Linked DNA regions of Homo sapiens: regions 2, 3 and 4 are each linked to region 1. A link is a contact called in ENCODE Hi-C data. All regions are on one chromosome and are shown on one strand. The core of a region is the stretch at or near the end of the contact, and the rest is flanking DNA. Distances in the headings are between cores, read along the strand shown. Region 1 holds the start of LINC01829 (long intergenic non-protein coding RNA 1829). Region 2 holds the start of LINC02831 (long intergenic non-protein coding RNA 2831). Region 3 has its middle 16 kb from the start of LINC01799. Region 4 holds the start of LINC01628 (long intergenic non-protein coding RNA 1628).

Region 1 (2,692 bases), core at 138-2,637:
GAGCAAAACAACCAGAGATTTAGCCAAATCCTAATTTATTTACCCCATTCTGACAGAGAGAAATGTTTGTTTATTTCTGAGGCTGTGCTATGATGTGCAGTTCAAGTGCTCTGACACTTTAACGCACCATGCAAGGTTAGCAGCCTGTTCACCCTTTATTAATTTGTTGGTGAATATATTTGGATTTTCACTTCATGCCAATAAATGCAAGAAGGGATGCAGTTTTGACATTGTTTCTTTACCCTTACACTCCATGTAAACCAAAAGTTGTCTATCTGGCAGCTTAGTGGCTATATGTAAAGCCCCTGTTTACTTAATCTGAAGGTCCGTTTCATTTCTGCTTGGTTTGCAAAATAAATGAAATGAACGAGTGTGTCAGAATTAGAATTGTGAGAGTCTGAAAAAGACATTTGGGTCACTGAGTGACTAAAAGCACTCTCTGTTTACATGTTTCTTCAGTTTCTGTCGCTGCAGCTGTGTCACAGCTTATAACAACTAATCCCTTTTTATTTACATTTTACTTTATTTTGTATTAAAGGCACTATTAAGCCACGTCTTCCAAATGTGTCTGAGGTTTCATAACTATCTTAATAGTGTATACACATTACAGTTATGGCAGAGAACTTCCTCCAAGTCTGGGTTTTGTTAAGAGTGACTTTAAGAATAATAGTTTATAGGACAATTAAAACGTGTTAATCTATATTTGAAAACTTGATCTGGTTAAAAATCGGTTCCCCGTCCGCTTATATTTGCCAGTTTTCTACATCATGTAGCTGGGGTTTTCCTGAGAGGTGGAAAGAGTGGGTTGTGGGAAGAGATGGCTGGAGAAAGCCTGGGAGCTAAGCTGATTTTAGGCCTTTGGGCTGAGGTCCTGTTAACATAACCTATGTTCTGCTTCAGGGGAAAATGACGCACGGAAGGTTGGAAATGGGGTTTGAGCGAGCACACTTTTCATGCTCAACAAAGCCTAACATCATTTTACTATACGATTTGAGTTATGTGCATGCTTTTAATAAACTGATCCTCACAAAAAATAAATAGATTTGTTCTGCTTAAACTGGCATACAAAGGGCTCAGAGGAAAAAAACTCTTTAACAAACACCTCTTGGGGATTGGAAGGTAACTTCACACTCCAGCTTCACGTTGGGAACGTGTGATAACAATTTGACAGGAAGTAAGTGGATTCTGTCCCAAGCCTTGGGAATAGACTTGACCCTGAGCATAATGTGTGAGTCTGAGGCCAAGAGCTTCCCGCCCAGCAGGGGGTAGCCAAGCGCCGATGACTGGGCAGGAATTCAACCCCATAGGTTCCCATCTCTTCCCACCGCCCGTCAGCAACACAGCTCTCCCTTTCTAGAAACAGGGTTTCCCCTCCAGGCTTGGATTCTTAAATCTAAAAAGAGCCTCTCACCTGAGGCCTTCACCTGAGAGCTGGAGCCTGTGCGATGGATTATCTGGACAGGGACCCCAATGAACAGGTGGAAAAGTACATTTATCTGCCTAAGGCTTGGAATGAAAATTGGGGGTGGGGTGGGTAGAGGCAGATTTTACTCTTCTTCAGATTCTTTTCTCTGTCTCCCAGTGGGCACAGGCTGAGCCTTGCGGGGATAGAAGAGAGATAGAGAGGTTAGGCCCTGGTTCTCTGTGTAGGGTGGTATGCATGTGTGTGTGGAGGGATATGGGTGTGAGTGTGCTGTGTATATGTGTGGAAAGCGTGTGTGTAGGTGTGTTAGAAGCGTGTGTGGGTGAATATGTGTGTGGGGTGGTGGGGAGTGTGTGTGTGGGGGTGAATATGTGTGTGTGGGGTGGTGGGGAGTGTGTGTATGGGTGTGTGTGGGGGAATGTGGGTGTGTGGATGTGTGTGTGGGTAGGGAGTGTGTGTGTATGGGGTTGTGTATATGTGGGGGAAATGTGTGTATGGGTGTGTGGGTATGTATGTGTTTACGGTGAATATGTGTGTGAGGAGAGTAAGTGCATGTATGAGTATGTGTGTCTGTATGTGGGTATATGTGTGGGGTATGTGTGTGTGGGGTTTGTGTTTTGGGGGGGTGTATGTGGGTGTGTATATGTGGGTATGTATGTGGGGTGTGTGGGTGTGTATGTGTCGGGGGGAAGTATGTGGGTACGTGTGGGGGGATGTATGTGCGTATGTGTGTGGGGTGTGTGGATGTGGGTGTGTGTGTCTGTGGGTGTGTGTATATGTGGGTATGTGTGTGGGGTGTGTGTGGGAAGTGTGTGTATGTATGTAAGGTGTATGTGGGTGTGGGTGTATTTGGATGTGTATGTGTGTGGGGTTTTGGATGTGTATGGGTGTGGGGGGAGTATGTGCATGTGGAGGGGTGTGTGTGTGGTGTGCATATATGTGTTGGGGAAGTATGTATATGTATGTGTTTATGTGGGTATGTATGTGTGGGGAGTTATACGTGTGTGTGGAGGGGTGTATGTGGGTGTGTATATGTGTGTATGGGAGAAGTATATGTGGGTGTGTATGTAAGTCGGGTATGTGTGGGGAGTGTGTGTATGTATGTGGGGGTATATGTGTGTGTGGTGTGTATGTATGTTGGTGGGTGTGTATGTGTATGGAGTGTATATGTGGGTGTGTATGTGTGTGGGGTATGTGTATGTGTGTGGGGAAAGTGTGGATGTGACTGTGGGTGTGTATGTGTGTGTAGGGGGAGTGTGTGTATGATGT
Region 2 (2,692 bases), core at 141-2,640, 350 kb before region 1:
TTACAATGGAATAATTAATTATTTTATGGTTCTTCTTTTCTGTAGGGTGTTGGGTGCACATTTGTCACCTGGGAATACTACCAGCAAGCCTCATATTTTTTCTGCAATAAATGCTGGAAAGGAAAAAGAAATGCTGAAAATGATGAAGTAATTCCAATTCTGCTGATAGAGACCTGGAAATGCACTAGGGAAAAATGACAAGAGTGTAACACACTGCTGCTGATTATGTCATAATGATTATTTTATGCAGTTTGAAGAAGACTCACTGTTCTAAAGAACCAGCATCCATTTCCAGGAAAGAGCAGGGATTCTCCATCCATACCTCCATGGGATGAACCACATTGAAAATAATGATTTCCTTCTAATAGCTTACTCTACATTATATAAAGAATTCCTTGGGATTCTAAAAAAACCCTAATAATATAGTAATAATAACAACAGAGGTTTGTTTTTGCTATTTGTAGTCTAATATTCAGATTGTGAGCAGCTGTTTTGGAAGGCAAGATGAGTGAATAGATGTGAAGTCGTCTTAGAAATGTCCAGGCTTCCAAAAGAAATTTCACTTTTAAAAGAAAATAGCCTAATGTGAACCACATTAGAATCAGCACATCTAATCCTACGGAGAAAAAGTGACCATGGCTGTCTACACATATAGGCAGGTCATTCAAGCTCATTCAAAAATTCCACTTTCACTGGTGGTCTGTCTGTGTCCACATGGTGACAAATGGCCCCGGCAGGGTTTTTGAGGTGTTGGCACCACCAGTGAGTGCCAGATGGAATGTGGTGAAAGTTCTGATTTGTACCTTTCAGACTAAAGGTACTTTCCAGAATGGACGGGTCCTTCTGGCTGCCTTTTGTAAGTGCAGCCACAGGTATTCTGTTGAAGCCTGTGGGTGAGAAAGACATAAACAGGTGCTATAAATTTGTCAGACCAGGAAGCCACAGGCCGTTTAGTAAATGGTAAACCCAATGGCCCAAAAGAACAAAGGGGTCTCTTTTCATCAGAATGATCAGGCTCATTCAACAAATATTTATTGAGCACCCACTTTCTGCCAGATGGAAGAGCCACTGACAAGGCCTCTTATTTAAAGAGTGCCTGAAGTGAGGAAGCAAACCCCCAAATCATCTGGGATGGTATGAACTGAACTCTGGACCGCAACATGATGGAAAGGAGGAGCTGGGGTCCCAAGGGCAGTCCAGACAACCTGAACCTGTGACACTCACCCTGCCCACACACTCTCAGAGCTGCAGCTTTCACGGGGGTGAGTTTTCTGCCTTGATTTACTCAGGCCAAGACCTTTCATTTTCTGGAGAAAATACAGGTTTTTCTGTAGTATTTCACAAACAAGGCAATTCTCTCAGGGAGGTGAAACAGCATTGCTTCTCAACTGAAATCTGAATTTCATCTTCCTAAGTTTATATCGTTGAGTCACAATTATTGAGTCATAAAGACCAAAAAGGATGTTGAAAGTTAATTTATTTACCACACTATGGCTTAGACTATTCTAGAAATATGAAAATATCTCCTATTAAAGCAGACTTTCTGAGGAGAAACCATTGCTTTTTCAACTAACGTTTTATCATGTTTTATTGCCTTCATAGTTAACTATTTTTTTAAATCATATCTAACATAAGTCCCTCCAGCAGCATTTTATATCTCTTTTACAATACTTTGCCCTGGATAGTTGAATAATAGTTCATCAAGCCTCATATAACAGTAATTAAATTGTCACCTTGGTGTTTTTCAGACCCAATTCTTGCTAATTCTTTGTAGGTGACATGAATGCTTGTAAATGAGCTTGCTGAATGGGAGACCAAGAACGATGATATTGAGCTGTTACTACATGCCAGACATTTAACCCTTTCATCCAGGTTATCTCAATCATTCCTTACAGAAAGGCTTTTGAGGTAGGTTCAATCATTTCTCGCATTTTATAAGTGGGAAAACTGAGACTCTACGAGAGGTCAATATTTTACACTAGACCCCCACTGTTGGAAGGGGTGGAGCTGAGATGTATTTCCAGTTAATTACACAGATAAGACTGCCCACTTTTTCTATGAATATTTCCAACTATTAGATTGAGTGAACCTTAATTAATCAACATATTATTTTAAAAATAACTTGCTCATGTTCTAATGCCTGTTTGTCACTCAAGTGTTTGCAAAATCAGGGAATAATTTTTTTCTAGACTTTTACTCCTTTTCCAGATATAAGCTCTTAAAAACCTTTGTTTAATCTTTGACTTTAAATCCACAAAACATAATAGCTGGTGAGATACCTAATACCTTTGCTATTTTCTTTGAGGATACAAGTCTTGATATTTATCTCTTTAAGCCAGTAGCTCTCAACCTTGGCTGTGCCTTAGAATCACTTACAGGAGCTTTTAAAGATCCTGATGCTGGACCACACCCAAGGCCAATTAAATTAGGATTGCTGAGGGTGATACCCAGGTGATTACAATGAACATCCCAGGTTGAAACCACTGATTTAAACAACTCTTCCCTGGACTTTCCCGTACCTCCATTTCACCTGGCCTGCTGTGGCTTTCGCTTATCTAGTTAGAACTGTAATTTGGCCAGTTCATCGCTCATTCCCAAAGGGGATCTCATTACCTGTCTCTAATACAGAGTCTGAAAAAGCTAAATATTCTGTCTTCCAGATGTCCTTGCAACTGGAGGTGCCATATGATAC
Region 3 (2,692 bases), core at 70-2,569, 330 kb after region 1:
AGGGGCAGGATTACTAGATAAAATATAGGACGTCCAGCTAAATTTAATTTTTACATAAACAATACATAATATTTTAGTATAAATATGCTTCAAATATTGCATAGAATGTAGCAATGCTAAAAGAAAGGATTTTTGGGTTTTTTAACCTGAAATTCAAATTTAACAAGGTGTTCTGTATTTTCACTTGGTAAATCTGGCCATCTTCAGAGTGTGTGTGGTGGGGGTTGGGAGTCGTGATGAATTTGGGAGATATGGCTGGGCAGAGAGGAGAAAGAAGGAGGTCTGAGTGATGGCCGAGATTGGGATAGATGCCCTGTGTGGAACCTATTGAATGGATCCACTTACAAAACTAAAATAAACAGTTTCTAATTGTTACGGCCTAAAAGTAAAAAGTTGTTTATAACCTGTGAGTAGGATCACTTTATGTCAACTTTAAATGATTTTAGAAGCCTGATGTCTGGATCCGGAAGTTGCCCTCCTGGGAAACTCTTTGGACTTGGGTAGTTCTAGCCCTGTGGTTTTTCAGTTGAGTGTCTTATATACAAACTAACCCTTGGTTCAACTGATAAGAAGTTAAACATTTCAGTAAACATGGGATAAAATTTCCCAAGACATCCTTGGGAAAAGGTATTTTTTGGAGGAAAGATCATGTCTAAGGAGGCTTTTATATACATTACACCCTGGAAATTGAAAGACATCTAATTCCCAGAGGTTTCTAGCTCCAGATAACTTGCACAATGCTAAGTTACAAAACCCTATCTGTATGAATGTGACTCAAGCTCATAAAAGTTTCCATCCCATCCAACTGGGGAAGCAACTTCAGAAAGCCTCCTTATTAGCTGCCAAAAATCTTCACCACATACGACCCACCCCCACTTTCTGCTTCTTCCAGGTCATTCACCACTAATGACTGCTATTAATGACTAAGCTATGCCAAAGACAGTATAAGAGGGGGTGGGGGTGGGGGGGGGGGGTTGCAGAGGACAAAAGTAAGCTTTAGGAGTCCCTGTTCTCAAATACATTTCCTTTCCTACTCTTGGACACCATCCTGAATTCCTCCAAGCAGTGCTGTTTAGATGTTTGGATTAGACTCCCAGTTTGCCAACTGCGCATCTGTTTCTCCCCCCACTAAGGGAATCAAGTGCAGGTTGGAAACAGCTCATGGACTATGTAAGAAGACAGGCCCCTGCAAATCAAGGCAGAGCCAAAACCATTAAGTCATTAGGTCTTGTGTTCTCAGGTTTTATAGCGCTCTTATTCACCAGCCATGGTGGAAGCCTTTCTGACGTGCTTCTGACCGCTCAAAGATAAGGTCACATGGCACCTCAGGCCTGTGTAGTGAGCACACAAGGCTCTTTCTTCCTTCCACAGGCAGTGCTGCCTGCGTGATCTGGGCTTATGTAGGAAATGAACTAGATGTTGTGATTTGAGTAGTACTGGGAAATTCTCTCCTTCCTCCTTCCTTTGCCTCCACCCAGCCACCAACTTACCCAAATATTCCAAATATCTTTCAGGTGACTGATATCTGATCCCAAAGCCATCTTGAACTGTCAAGAGTGCAAGTGAAATTCATGTTGGGGGATGTTCACCATTAGTTTAACATGACTCTCCCAGATTAAATGAAAACTCATAGGTTAAGAAAATGGCGACTATAACTCTTAAAGCTGTTGGTGTTTCCTAGAGAATCATCCACTGCCACTTCTTTAATAATTTCAAAATGCCTTACATTTATAAAGTGATCAATAATTATTTGCTTATTTGACAAAAAGAGATATAAAAAGAATGCAATAAAACATGCACTGGTAACCTCTCATATAGGATGGAAGACACATAGGTACTTACTTATTTCCTGACCAAATAAATATCAAGTATGTTATTTGACCAAGTTTGCCCAAAAATCTCTTCCCATTAATGTCTTGCCCTAACTCTCTTAGTGTTTCTGATATCTTTCATGTTCCTCTTAAAGTTTAAACAAACATCTCTGATTGTGTCAGCACCCACATGGGCAAAATAATTTCAAAATTATGTTTTAAAAAAATCTCAAAATTATTATTATTATTATTATTTGAGACAGAGTTTTCGCTCTTGTTGCCCAGGCTGGAGTGCAGTGGTGCGATCTCGGTTCACTGCAATGTCAGCCTCCCGGGTTCAAGCACTTCTCCTGCCTCAGCCTCCCAAGTAGCTGAGATTACAGGCACATACCACCATGCCTGGCTAATTTTTTTGTATTCAAGATTATTTTTTAAAAAACAATTTCAAATTCCTATTTGAGAAACAGAATAAGTTACAGCACACTTAAGGAAAAAACAACAGTAAAGTAGTGGGAGAAGTGGATCTGGAGAGCAGTCTTAGCCCTGCTGCTGCTGCTGCTGCTGCTACTGTTGGTGGTCGTGTAACGTATTGTCTAAACCAGACACTTGTGAGCGTGAAAGGAAGGTGCGAAGGCAAATTAAGCTGCAGCGACAGGAACTCAACAAACGAGGGTGCGAACTCACCCTCCAAGTCAGTTTCTCTCAGAAACTCAGTTTCATGGTCTATGAAATTCAGAGTAAGACAAAATGCAGTTCCTTCAACTCCAAAGCCTTTAGCTGAGAGCCAATTCTCATTTCTTCTTCCTAACTTCACATCTATTTTAAAATAGAAATGCATACTTTGTTTATTCATGTCTCCTCTCACGTCTCTGTTCAATGAA
Region 4 (2,692 bases), core at 81-2,580, 290 kb after region 1:
TTTCAGATGTGGAAAACCCTTGTGGAGAGGAAATTAACCCTCAAAAGGGTAACACCTCAAGTCTTTAGTTTCTTGTTTCATAGTAGAAATTAAGAGATAGAACTTGAAGGTATGAGGCACAGAAAATCATCATATGAAGGCAGAAGTTGGCTTGTAGATTTTATTTATTAAGAATGTTATTGTTGGGGGAGGATATTTTGGGCCTCTGAGAGACATGCTCAGATCCTTTTATAGAAATCTCTTTAAAATGGCTTCCAAAGACCACCAACTACTGGTACACATGCCCAGTGTAATCCTCTCTCCTTGTTTGTGAGCTAAACCTAGTGACTTGTTTCTAATGAAAAGAACTGTCATAGAACACCTAGTGCCACAATTCATTATTAAAATTTTTTTAGGCCTCACTCCATGAGAATGCAAACTCTAGAAAGGCATGATTTGGCTAACAATCATATTCCAAGCCACAGGACAGTGTTTGGCACATAATAGATGCTCAATCAGCATTTGTTCAATAAAACATATCTCAAAAAGGTATTTATTTCCTGGGATAGAAAAAGGGAAAGAGGAAAAAGCATTAACCCACTGACTTCAAGTCCCCATTAGAACTGGAGTGAGTGAGTGAGCAAGAGAGTCGTGGTCATTATTTAAAACAAGGAAACGTTCAAGCCTACAGGATTTTAGAGTCCTGGCATGGGTGCTGAGGATTTCTCCTAATAACCAGAGTGAAGATAGGTTAAAAAATCCCACATTACATTGGAGACATCATGGTATCTCAGAAAACCTATAAGCTGTTTGCTTAACTTATTTGAGACATTTTGTTTTCTGTCAGGGGAAACAATAATCATGATGTTACAAAGCTGTTGTAAGAAACAGTGAGTTTATCCATAAAAGCACTTTGCAAAATCACAAAGCACTAGACAAGTGTTAGTTGTTATTTGTCCTACGTCCTCCGGAGTTGCCTCTCTTGTAGGTTGGAGTAAGAGAGGAAAGTTCAAAATCCCAGGAACCATTTCTGTCTTTTCATCAGATTCCAAATGAAATAGGTTGGCTTTGCTCCTAAAACAAGGTGAAACCAAGGTAGAGAAGGAGAAGAGAACAAAGGGAAGAGACTTGGACCGAGGCACATACAATAATCTGCCATGAAGAAGTATCATGAAGCCATACAATGCTGCCAAGGACAAGAATGTGATGTTTTCTCATTTGACACATTTATTGATCAATTTATTTTTGTTATGTGGCTTGACAGAGCCTGAGAGGGAATGTGAAAACCTTTCACCCAAGTTCTAGAATGTCTGATATTGTCTTAAAACTTCACATTCCTCTGTGATTCCAATGGACTCATTCAGCCCCAGGTTTGAATTTTTTCTAGTTTTCACACACACACACACCCACAAAAAGGCATAATACCTGTAAGAAGGAAAGCAGTCCTCTAGAATTGAAGTGTTTGAAAAAAAGCTATGAGCTCAATGTTTTGGAGGAAATCCCTTCTATAGCAGTGGAAAGAAGGCAGCTCACTTTGGAGTAAGTGTGGATAGAACTGGAAATAGGAGATATGGGAGGGACAAGAGAAGGCCAATAATCTATGAGTTTATGTCCTCAGCTTTGAATGGTAGGACCGTATCTGCTATTCAGTTTTTGAAATACAGCTGTGCCATGTGGTAAGTATACACCACCCCCTCAGAGCCTACCTCCTGCCTTAGTCCTTCTGACCCCTCTCCCATAAGTCTACCCTGCTGGACCAGCCCAAAATCCAGAAATTGGACAGTTAATGCCAAGCTCAACATGGCACCTCCTGGACTCTCCTCTAGAGCGATGGCCTGTTTTTAAATCTGTACCAGATTGTCAGGTTGCACTAGATATGTTCAAGGAGGCTGATATCACTCCTGTATTGGCACTACTCTATACTTCCTCCCCATCCTGGTTCCCACTCCCCAAACATAGGTGCACACACATGTACGTACATGTGCACAAACGTGTACATACAAGTCTACATTTGCACACACCTGTGCATACATACATGCACACAAACATGCACATGCAAATTTATGTACAAACATACACACCTGCACGCACACATATCCTCACTTTGCCCCAGCTTCACCAACTTCTCCTTGCTCTTCTTTCTGCTAGCACTGAACCTTCACACTGGGACTCAGCTGCCATGCTTCACCTTGGGTATAATGATGACAGAGGTTGAGAAAGGTGACTCCCTCCATTGATGTATTTCGCCATGATTACCTCCCACCAAATGATACTAATACTCCTGAAAATACTTAACATTTATAAAATGTTTATTTTCTGATTCATGCCAAAGTACTTGTAAGCCTCCTTTTTTCTCCTATGAAAAATGATACCAACCATATCTAGTTCACAGATTTGTTGTGAGGAATAAATAAGGGACTGCATCTACAGGATTAGCACAGTGCCTGGATATAGCAATTGCAACAAATAGTAGCTATTGATATCATGGTATTTGTTATTAATATTAATTTTATCATTCAGTTTTTGAGTTGTGAGTTCCTATATCCTTCTAACTAACTCATCACATTTTCAAAATGATGTCCTAGTAAAGGAGAAAGAATCTGAGAAAATGTTTCTTCACTTCTTTTTTTTTTCTTTTTACTAGTAAAGCAAAGGAACGGGCAGAGGCAAGTGTGCTTAGTATTTTATGGTTAAATTTAAATTAACTTAGCAG

Evidence for each region. A loop is a pair of places that touch in the nucleus more often than their neighbours do. Pooled maps may share reads with other maps.
Region 2: a map of endothelial cell of umbilical vein shows a loop between it and region 1 (2.2-fold over the local background). The contact joins the promoter of LINC02831 here to the promoter of LINC01829 in region 1. A Hi-C loop is called at or near these places in 1 of 168 maps with a recorded cell type or tissue (endothelial cell of umbilical vein).
Region 3: a map of sigmoid colon shows a loop between it and region 1 (4-fold over the local background). The contact joins the enhancer-like site here to the promoter of LINC01829 in region 1. A Hi-C loop is called at or near these places in 2 of 168 maps with a recorded cell type or tissue (prostate gland and sigmoid colon) and 6 of 50 pooled maps.
Region 4: a map of Calu3 shows a loop between it and region 1 (2.5-fold over the local background). The contact joins the promoter of LINC01628 here to the promoter of LINC01829 in region 1. A Hi-C loop is called at or near these places in 1 of 168 maps with a recorded cell type or tissue (Calu3).

The regions. Positions count from the first base shown.
Region 1 is chr2:67,214,014-67,216,705 of GRCh38, reverse strand. It overlaps LINC01829 (long intergenic non-protein coding RNA 1829), which reads left to right and starts at 1,387. Exons shown (of 8, transcript NR_038844.1): 1 at 1,387-1,478. The region is part of intron 1 of LINC01828 (long intergenic non-protein coding RNA 1828); the gene reads right to left. All of the region lies in intron 1 of LOC101927661 (a long non-coding RNA gene), which reads right to left.
Region 2 is chr2:67,562,998-67,565,689 of GRCh38, reverse strand. LINC02831 (long intergenic non-protein coding RNA 2831) reads right to left here and starts at 1,390. Exons shown (of 7, transcript NR_183413.1): 1 at 1,225-1,390; 2 at 804-887; 3 at 1-113. LOC105374786 (a long non-coding RNA gene) reads left to right here. Exons shown (of 4, transcript XR_001739524.2): 2 at 46-1,262; 3 at 1,775-1,908; 4 at 2,661-2,692. RefSeq lists an enhancer at 1-38.
Region 3 is chr2:66,887,503-66,890,194 of GRCh38, reverse strand. No RefSeq gene overlaps it. Among named protein-coding and RNA genes, the nearest start is that of LINC01799, 16 kb to the left of the region's middle. Within about 2 kb of position 1,319, at least 7 of the 41 ENCODE cell types and tissues checked have a DNase peak (open chromatin) inside an H3K27ac peak, as active enhancers do; they include sigmoid colon, where a contact is called at or near this core.
Region 4 is chr2:66,921,128-66,923,819 of GRCh38, reverse strand. LINC01628 (long intergenic non-protein coding RNA 1628) reads left to right here and starts at 1,330. Exons shown (of 3, transcript NR_110600.1): 1 at 1,330-1,518; 2 at 1,598-1,655; 3 at 2,128-2,310. The region is part of intron 1 of LINC01799 (long intergenic non-protein coding RNA 1799); the gene reads right to left.